Linked DNA regions of Homo sapiens: region 1 is linked to region 2. A link is a loop called in an ENCODE intact Hi-C map of the cell type or tissue named here. Cell type or tissue: lower leg skin. All regions are shown on one strand. Links, peaks and the distances in the headings refer to the core of each region. The heading gives the core; the rest is flanking DNA.

Region 1 (5,392 bases), core at 232-5,231, 69 kb before region 2:
CTCTGAACATAAATTGTGAAGATTTCATGGACATTTATCACTTCCCTAATCAATATTCTTGTGATTTCCTATGCCTGTGTTTAATCTCTTAATCAAGTCGACTTCATAAGCTGAGGATGTACATTACCTCAGGACCCTGTGATGATTGTGTTAACTGCACAAATTGTTTCTAAAGCATGTGTGTTTAAACAATATGAAATCTGGGCACCTTGAAAAAAGAACAGGATAATAGCGATGTTCAGGGAACAAGGGAGATAACCATTAGGTCTGACTGCCTGAGAGCCAGGTGGAACAGAGCCATATTTCTCTTCTTACAAAAGTGAATAAGAGAAATATCGCTGAATTCTTTTTCTCAGCAAGGAACAGCCCTGAGAAAGAGAATGCATTCCCAGGGGTAGGTCTCTAAAATGGCCGCCACTCTGGGAGTGTCTGTCATATATGGCTGTAGATAAGGGATGAAATAAGTCCTGGTCTCCTGTAGCGCTCCCAGGCCTATTAGGATGAGGAAATTCCTGCCTAGTAAATTTCAGTCAGACCAGTTGTCTGCTCCCAAACCCTGTCTCCTGATAAGATGTTATCAATGACAATGTGTGCCCAGTGGGACATGAAACTTCATTAGTAATTTTAATTTCGCCCAGGTCCTGTGATCTCGCTCTGCCCCCATTTGCCTTGTGATATTTTACGCCTTGTGAAGCATGTGATTTCTGTGACCCACACCCTATTCATACACTCCCTCCCTTTTGAAAATTGCTAATAAAAACTTGCTGGTTTTACAGCTCATGGGGCATCACGGAACCTGCCGACATGTGATGTCTCCCCTGGAAACCCAGCTTTAAAATTTCTCTCTTTTGTACTCTTTCCCTTTATTTCTCAGACCAGCCGACACTTATGGAAAACAGAAAAGAATCTACGTTGAATTATCGGGCGTGGTTCCCCCAATAGCCTGCCTTGCTGAGTTGGGGAAGTTCTCCCAGATAATATCCTGAAGAGTGTTTTCCAACATGGTTCCATTCTCCCCATCACTTTCGGGTACACCAATCAAATGTAGATTTGGTCTTTTCACATAGTCCCATATTTCTTGGAGGCTTTGTTTGTTTCTTCTCACTCTTTTTTCTCTAATCTTGTCTTCCCACTTTATTTCGTTGAGTTGATCTTCAACCTCTGATATCCTTTCTTCTGCTTGATCAATTTGGCTATGGATACTTGTTTTGATTGATGCTATTGATTGGCTATTGATGCTTCATGAAGTTCTCATGCTGTGTTTTTCAACTCCATCAGGTCATTTATGTTCTTCTTTAAACTGGTTATTCTAGTTAGCTATTCATCTAACCTTTTTTCATGGTTCTTAGCTTCCTTGTATTGGATTAGAACATGCTCCTTTAGCTTGAAGGAGTTTGATATTACCCACCTTCTGAAGCCTACTTCTGTGAATTCATCAAACTCATTCTCTGTCCAGTTTTGTTTCCTTGCTGGTAAGGAGTTGTAATCCATTGGAGGAGAAGAAGCATTCTGGTTTTTCTAATTTTCAGCCTTTTTGCAGTGGTTTCTCCCCATCTTCATGGATTTATCTACCTTTGCTCTTTGAAGTCGGTGACCTTCGGATGGGGTCTCTGAGTGGATGTCCTTTTTGTTGATATTGATACTATTCCTTTCTGTTTGTTGGTTTTCCTTCTAACAATCAGGCCCCTCTGCTGCAGGTCTGCTGGAGTTTGCTGGAGGTCTGCTCCATACCTTTTGCCTTGGTATCACTGATGGAGGCTGCAGAACAGCAAAGATTTCTGCCTGTTCCTTCCTCTGGAAGCTGCATCCCAGAGGGGCACCTGCCAGATGCCAGAGCTCTCCTGTATGAGGCATCTGTTGGCCCCTACTGGGAGGTGTCCCCCAGTCAGGATACATGGGGGTCAGAGACCCACTTGGGGAGGCAGGCTGTCCCTTATCAGAGCTCAAACGCTGTGCTGGGAGATCTGCTGCTCTCTTCAGAGCTGCCAGGTAGGGACATTTCTGTCTGCTGAAGCTGTGCCCACAACCGCCCCTTCCCCAAGGTGCTCTGTCCCAGGGAGGTGAAGGTTTTATTTCTATGTCCCTGACTGGGGCTGCTGCCTTTTTTCAGAGATGTCCTGCCCAGAAAAGAGGGAATCTAGAGAGGCAGTCTGGTTGCAGTGGCCTTGCTGAGTTGCAGTGGGATCCCGCCTTTTCCATTTCTAATGTTAATCTATTCTCTTTCTCTGTAATAAACCATAACTATAAATATGACTGATTTACTGAGCTCTGTTAATCCTTCCAGCATATTGTTGAGTCTGAGGGTGGTCTTCAGGACACCCAACATAATTACAATCCTTTTTTAGTAAAGCTCTCTCATTAATCGGCTCATGGATGGCCTAATTTTCCTTTGTATTTATTTTAGTTTCCCTTTAGTAATTTTTTCTTTTCTTTTTTTAAATACAACTTCCACTTCACAATATGTTTAGATTTACAGAAATGTAAACTTAGAATTTCTGTATCTCTCTCACTTTTTCCTGTTTTAACACCCTACATCATTACTGGATGTTTGTCACAATAAAAACCAATTTTGGTGCATGAGTATTACTAAATTGTACAACTAATTCATAATTTATATGTTCTTCCCAATGTTCTTTTTTTTTTTTTTTCCAAGATCTCACTCACGGTACCACTTTACATGTAGTCATGTCTGTCTGTCTAGCCTCCTCTGATCTGTGACAGTTTCTCAGCCTTCTCTTGTCCTTAATAATTTTGTTTTTAGGAATAGTATTTAGGATTTTGAATAATGCTTCTTCTCAATGCTGTGTACTGAATTGTGTCCCTCTCCAAAATGTGTATGTTAAGCTTGAAACTGCCGGGTGATTGTATTTAGACATAAGGCCTGTAAGGAGGCAATTAAGGTTAATTGAAGTTATAAGAGTGGCGATCTGATCCCATAGGACTGGTGTCCTTATAAGACAAAGAAAAAGCACCAGAGCTCACACTCTCTCTCCACACATGCTCACAGAGGAAAGGTTATGTGAGGGCACAGTGAGAAGTGTTCAACTGCAAGCCAGGAAAAGAGGTCTCACTGGAAATACATAAAGCAGGGACCTCGATGTTGGACTTTCAGCCTCCAGAACTGTGAGAAAATAAATGCCTGTTAAGTTACACAACTGTGATATTTTTTATGGCACCCCAAACAGACTAAAACACTAAATTTGGTTTGTCACATTCTTTATCTCATGGCTAGACTGAGCCCATTTTTATTTTTTTACCACATTTTCATTGCCGCATAATAGAGTACATCATTTTGGGGTACATGTGATATTTAATACATTCATATAATTTGTAAAGATCAAATCAGTGTACTTAGGATATTCCTCACATTAAATATGTATTTTTTTCTTTATGCTAGGATCACTCAAATTCTTCTCTTCTAGCAAATTTGAAATATGCTATACATTATTGTAAACTGATGTCACCCAACTAATCTATCTAACACCAAGTCCAATTTCCTCTATCAAATTCTATATTTGTACCTATTAAGCACTTGTTTTTCCTCCCCTCCCTCCCCTCCACCCTTCCAGCCTCTGGTAACCACCAATCTACTCTCTTAGCTCCCACATATGGGTGAGAATATGCAGTATTTCTCTTTCTGTGCTCAATTTATTTCACTTAACATAATGACTGCCAGTTTCATCCATGTTGCTGCAAATGACAAGATTTCATTATTTTTATGGCAGAATAATATTTCATTGAAATATATAGCACATTTTCTTCATCAGTTGTTGCACTTAGGTTAATTCCATATTTTAGCTAGTGTGAATAGTGTTACAATAAAAATGAAAGTGCAGATGACTTTTCAATACATTGATTTTCTTTATTTGGCTATATACCTAGGAGTGGAATTGTTGGACCATACGATAGATCTATTTTCGGTTTTTTCAAGAACCTCTATATTGTTCTGTAAATTGCCTATACTAATTTACATTCCCACCAACAATGTACAAGGGTCCCGCTCTCTCACCATCTTCACCAGCATCTATTATTGCCTGTTTTTAGATAAAAGCCATTTTAACTGGGGTGAGATGAAATCTCATTGTAGTTTTGATTTACATTCTCTAATGATTAGCAATATTAAGCATTTTTTATATACTTATTGGCCATTTCTATGTCTTCTTTTAGAAATGTTTCTTTATTTTGCCTATTTTTAATTGGATTATTCGGGATTATTTTTGTTATTGAGTTGCTTTTGCTACTTACATATTCTGGTTATTAATCCCTTGTCAGATGGATAGTTTGCAAATGTTTTCTCCAATTCTGTGGGTTGTCTCCTCACTTTGTTGGTTGTTTCTTGTGCTATGCAGAAGCTTTTCCACTTAATGTAATCTCAGTTGTCTATTTTTGCTTTGGTTGCCTGCGTGTTGTTGACTTTGGTTTGCAAGTATTATGTTGAGAGTTTTTCTATGTATATTTGTATTAGTCAGGGTTCTCTAGAGGGACAGAACTAATAGAATATATATATAAAGGGGAGTTTATTAAGTATTAACTCACACTATCACAAGGTCCCACAATAGGTTGTCTACAAGCTGAGGAGCAAAGAAAACCAGTATGAGAACTTGAGAACTGAAGAACTTGGAGTCCGATGTTTGAGGGCAGGAGGCATCCAGCATGAGAGAATGATGTAGGGTGGGAGGCTAGGCCAGTCTAGTCTGTTCACATTTTTTTCTGCCTCCTTTATATTCTAGCCTTGCTGGCAACTGATTAGACGATGACTGCCCACCCAGATTAAGAGTGAGTCTGCCTTTCCCAGCCCATTGACTCAAATGTTAATCTCTTTTGGCAACACCCTCACAGACACACCCAGGATCAGTACTTTGCATCCTTCAATCCAGTCAAGTTGACACTCAGTATTAACCATCAGAAGTCTACCCCTTGTCAATGTAAACCCATATGCATCTCCTGAGATTACATGAAATCTTCAAATAAAGACAATAAGAAGGTCAAATTATGCCTAACATAACAGAACTATCCTTCATATATTGTTTTTGATTTACTATTTTTCTAAGTAGAGCCAGCTCTAATGGCTTACATTTGGCCTTTCCCACCATAATGGTACTCATCATACCACTCAGGGAACCAATGTGGGGGTTCTTCTCATTGCTAAGTATATCTATGCCAATTGTGCATTCTGGCACTGGGGAAGTGACCACAGGATGAGTCTGGGGACACACTGGACCCACTGTAAGTCAGATCTGAACTAAAACTCCATTACTTACCTAAGTGCCATAAGCCCCTACTTTAACTGGAGGACTTTGATGATGTTTTGGGTTCCCTGGAATCAACATCAGCTCAGAGCCAGTGTCCAGTAGTCCCCAAAACGTCTGATCATTTCCCTTTCCCCAATGCA
Region 2 (5,392 bases), core at 324-5,323:
TAAAGTGCTCCTTAAATTTTTATACCATGCTAATGTAAAGATGAAGAAATAGCTCTACAATATCCTACATAGTTCATTTGTCATTAATACCATTTCTAACATGTTTTTTGCCAATTAACTAATTTTACCAATAAAAACTCAGTTCTTTAATAAATTATACAAAGCCTCTGGTGCAGATGGGGCATAGAGACAGCTAACTTACTCACTGTACCAGCCTCTGTAATGTGGAATTTCTGATACATGCTAGTTGAACACTCCTGGAGTATAAATTTCTGATTGTGAGACTAGAAGGTCCTGGAGCACAGCTTACACAATATAATACATTATGAAGTGTTCTAAAATTAGTTGCAGACATCAAAATATATGTAACACTGCATTTAAAAACTTAATGAAAATCATATATATGCTATAATTTGACACTAAAAATACACCAAAATGCGAACGTTAGATGAGTTTTATTTTCTACCTTATAGATATGTATTATTTTTTGAAATCCCTTAAAATACTATAGAATAAATAGAGAAACAAGAAATTATATTACTTAAACCCAAAAGGCATAGATTAAGGGAAGAAGATCTTATGAACTGTGTTCTAGGCAACAGGAAGCCTCCATCATGATCCTTCAAATATGTACTTAGGGGTCCACTAAGTCAGGATCATTGCATTAACTATGCCTTCAGGACAGGCACCATGGTTAATGTCTGTAATCCCAGTACTTTAGGAGGCCGAGGCGGGCAGATCACTTGAAGCCAGGAGTTCTAGACCAGCCTGGGCAACATGGTGAAACACCGTCTCTACTAAAAGGTACAAAAAGTAGCTGGGCATGGTGGTATTCACCTGTAATCCCAGCTACTTGGGAGACTGAGGCAGAAGAAATCGCTTGAACCTGGGAGGCAGAGGCTGCAGTAAGCTGAGATCACACTACTGCACTCCAGCCTGGGCATCAGAGTGAGACTCCGTCCCAAAAAAAGAAAAATTAATCAAACTATGCCTTCAATTTGTAAATAGACGACTCTCAGCCTTTCTTGTAAAGTATTTTTATTTGATTCTTTGATTGTTTCTTTCTTTAAAGGAGAATAGTTGGACTACAAATCCAAACATAAATTAAAAATAAGAGGCTTAATTCTCCCCATTGAAAATAAAGGAAGGGGTTTCCCTGTTTTTCTTTTTCTTAGAAAACTTGTAATTTTCTTTAGAAAACGTGTACTTTTAAGTTTTTTATCTGTCTCTCTGAAATGTATGTAAATCCTCCTAAAAGCTACATATGACTTTTGCCAGCCTTAGGATGCAGGAATGTCTTTCTCAAGGACCTGGGAATCATTTTTTTGCAATGTAAACAGCCAAGCATATAGTGCCACTATTTCCTTGTTTCTTTGTGAGGATAGGAGCCTACCTTTGGTTGGTTTCTGGCTCCAATTGGCAAAACTACCTTCTTTCAAAAAGATTTGAGCAATTTACTTTTCCTTTGTATAAAGCCAATTAACAAACACAAATGATCACCCCAATTGCCAAGTGAATTTAGGATAAACTATGTGTGACAAATGGTGTCAAGTCCTCTTACTTGAGGACTACTTACTGTTTACCTTGAGAACATGTGTATAATGAATTTTATCTGCTTGGCTGTATAAAAAGGTAAAAAGATTCTTTCTGCCTTTGCAATCTTTTAGCAGACTTCTTGTGATGCACATTATGTTCTTGTTTAATACCGCGTCAGCAGTAAGATTGTATTCTTTCTCTTTTACCCTTATGGAGATGTTCTGGGTAAGGAGGAGATTTTGTTTTTAATTATCTTTCCCCAACTACACATACCTTCAAAATGCTTTTTTAAATACGTTTTTAAATCTATCACTTATTTTATAACAATCATTTCTTCTAAAGAAATCATCAGTCATAGACATATTTGTTCCCAAATCTGCATTTTTTCTTATTTTTGAAAAGTTTTTTTTTTTTTTTTTTAACCTGTATGTGTGTGTCTGCGTATTTATAAGATTTAAAAAGTTCGGGCTGCACGCGGTGGCTCACGCCTGTAATCCCAGCACTTTGGGAGGCCCAGGTGGGCAGATCACGAGGTCAGGCATTTAAGACCAGCCTGGCTAACATAGTGAAACCCCCTCTCCGACTAAAATACAAAAAAATTAGCCGGGTGTGATGGCGGGCGCTTGTAAACCGAGCTACTCCGGAGGCTGAGGCAGGAGAATGGCTTGAAGCTAGGAGACAGAGGTTGCAGTGAGCCTAAATCACGCCACGGCACTCCGGCCCGGGCTACAGTGCGAGACTCCGTCACACACACACACACGCAAAAGTTTGAAATGCAAAATATAAAAGAATAGAAAGAAGAACATAAAAGCAGTTAAGCTCTACCCTTCTATACTTCACATTCAGCATCTCTACTTCTGAGATAAACAAGGCACCCAATTGGCATTTCTTTTCACACCTTTTTCCATGTAGATTTATAATTTCCATATATAATTCCATATAAAAACATCTTTGCCAGCTATGTAGTACTAGGTTAAGTACAGATGATTTTGGAGTGCCTTAAGTGTAAGATGTAATTTGATAGGATAAATTTCCAAGGTTCTTCCTCTTTATTCCCAGGTATGGGGCTTTTAATAATGTCAAAGAAAAATTGCACCAAATGAAGTTAAACAGGAAGAAAGACTTTAATCAAGACTACTGTAATAGGGGTTACGTCTAGTACAACAGGGGAGAAGATTAAATTCAACTCTGTTGAAACAAAAGGCCAGAGAGTTTATAAACACTCAGATGAGTTGATGGAAAAGTCTGGGAGGACATTAAGGGAGAGGCTGGTACATGTAATTAGCCCACGTGTATTTTCTACTTGACATTTAACAAAGGCTTCTATCTGCTCACAGAGACTGGTATACAGGGACCCTCTCTTTCTTGATTATTACATTTCAAATAAATTGCTCCCAGGTTCTTGAGAAAGAAATTTCTGTGTTGTAAAACTGGCAAGAGGTTGGGAGAAGATTTACATCTCAAAGGGGTAGAGAAATAACTTAAATTGCAAGTTTTCTAAAGTAAATGCTCTAAGAAAAGAGAGATTAGGTGCCAATAGTTGGGAAGGAACATACCTGTTGTTTATTCAGGTTGAGGGGAATATTAAGGCCATCCAGGTTAAAAGTTAATAACCTGGTTAGAGCTGTGAAATGACCTGGTAGAAAAATATAAAATTCCAACAGGAATCAGGTGGCAAGTTTAGGTATGTGCTTAGCCCTTTTCAAAACAATCAACAGATAGTTGCTTAGGATGAGATATCAAGGAAATTCTGTATGTGGGAAGCTTCTGCTGAAATAAATGCAGTAATATATATACTAAGCTAGGCCCTGACATATTCTATTCCACATAACCATTTTAAATAGCTGAACACTTAATTTCTCTATGTGATCAGTTTCACCATCTTATTGACTGTAAATAGAAACCAATTACATTTTTTTCTAGCCATCATTTCAGGAACTATAACAAAACTGAAATGTCAATAAATATTGATACATCTTAGCTCAGCACAGTCCAATGATCTCATAACTTCCACTTCTTTTTGACAGTTTTTCACAGATCTAGTTTAACTCTGCTGTATATTTTCCAGTCTCCTCCAACCTTTAACCATATCTCTTCCTAATTAATTTAAATATCAATAACTTACCCCATCTACTGACAATTTCATAAACTTATACAATGTTTAGAACATTTCTACCTTTTGTAGATACGTATAATTGTTTTTAACATTGATTTGAAAATAAAAATTAGTAATCATACATGTATACCATTTATCCCATAAATATCACCTGTTCATGGTCGATTGCATAAATGGCACAGGCTATAAGGGTACATTATGTCTTCAAATACTGTAGTAAATTGTAATGAGGATAATACTTTTCCTTTTAACTTCTTTGTTTTGCTCTGTTTGTACAATACACAGAAAATTGCTCAGCTTGTGGTCTACAGCCAGCAATTAACACCACTTAGCAGCTGTTAAAATGGGTAATCGCCTGTTGTTACCTTCATGTGGCTTAATTCAAATGCTAATTGCTCTCTGAGCACTGATCATAAACCTATCACATCCAGTATAATCACAGACACATTGAAGTAAAATAACTACTACTTTTTCATGGTGGGGGGGAGGATGGTCAGAGTGGGAAAAAGAAATGTTCAAGAGATTTTAAAATTTGAACCATGATAAAATGCAATGGGGCAAATTTCAAAGGGATTTAGTATTCATGCGGTGCTATAGTTCCATCATGTAGAACTGTGTTGTCCATTATGGTAGCCATTTGTCATACATGGCTATTGAACACATAAAATAAACCTAGCCCAAATAATTTAAATGTACTGTAAATGTAAAATATACACCATATTTCAAAGACATATTACTAAGAAAATAATGTGAAATATCTCATTGATAACTTTTATATTGATTGCATGTTGAAATAATATTTTGGATATACTAGGTAAAATAAAAGATAGTATTAAAATTAATTTCAACTATTTTATTTTTTTAATGTGGCTACTAAAAACTTAAAAATTATATGACATACATTATACTTCTAGTACCTAGAACTGAACTAGTGGATGGACAAATTCCTAAAGTGCCTGGAAGGAATAGAAACAGCCCTCTTACCTTTTCATTTATATAACTTCTGCTTTGTTTAGGCAAGCATAAAACATGAGAATTAATAAGTTCATGTACCCCAATTAATGACTTTAGAAAATTGACATATTGTCTTTTCAAAACTTAACTCTAACTTTTAAAAAATATGCTAAAATGTAATTCCCAAAGCCAATCCAACTTTTAAAATGTAAAGACAAAATGAAATGGAAATGTCACTGGGAGAAGTAAAGCAGGCTCCAATTAATCAATTATTGAATAAATGGAAGGAAACAACATGCATTTTTAAAGTTAGTTTTAATAAAATACATTTGATTGTGTGCACTTTGGAGCCTTCACCAGGCAGCGGGAAGCAACAGTTCCATCTGTGTGCAATTTCAGATGAATGCAATTTCTACCCCACCCGCTTTGGCTCCATGGCTAATGAGAAAATGGAATGTGTTTGGTCTAAATAGCCTTGTTTGAATATAACACTATTGATTTCCTTATGACTCAGTCTCATTTTAGTGTCTTGAGAGACAAGAGGACTCATTGGATGAGACAAAAAATTGAGGTCCTGACCATTTGTGGTCATTAAGCAACCCAGGGCACATTTTGCTAGAGAGCAGGATGGTGAGCTTTAACTTTGACCCAGTTCCAGTGGAAGTCAAAATAGTCTAGTCACCTAAATTCTCTATGTATGTTCAACAAGGTTTCTTCTCTACCTTCATGCCACAAGCTGCAAGTTTTGGCTATTTTTTCTATTAAATTGCTGCCAACTTTCACTCC

Evidence for each region. Hi-C counts contacts between places; a loop is a spot of excess contacts. Peaks named below come from ENCODE experiments on the same cell type or tissue, not always from the same donor. Only the 100,000 strongest peaks of a DNase experiment are listed, where the experiment ranks them.
Region 1: a loop joins it to region 2, with 15 times the contacts of the local background. A loop is called at or near these places in 2 of 110 quality-filtered maps.

What each region holds. Positions count from the first base shown.
Region 1 is chr11:97,784,149-97,789,540 of GRCh38, forward strand. No RefSeq gene overlaps it. Among named protein-coding and RNA genes, the nearest start is that of LINC02713, 170 kb to the right of the region's middle. In lower leg skin, for the core only: no CTCF peak of the experiment used is centred there; no DNase peak of the experiment used is centred there.
Region 2 is chr11:97,852,853-97,858,244 of GRCh38, forward strand. No RefSeq gene overlaps it. Among named protein-coding and RNA genes, the nearest start is that of LINC02713, 100 kb to the right of the region's middle. RefSeq lists an enhancer at 3,657-4,541. In lower leg skin, for the core only: no CTCF peak of the experiment used is centred there; a DNase peak (open chromatin) is centred at 2,202.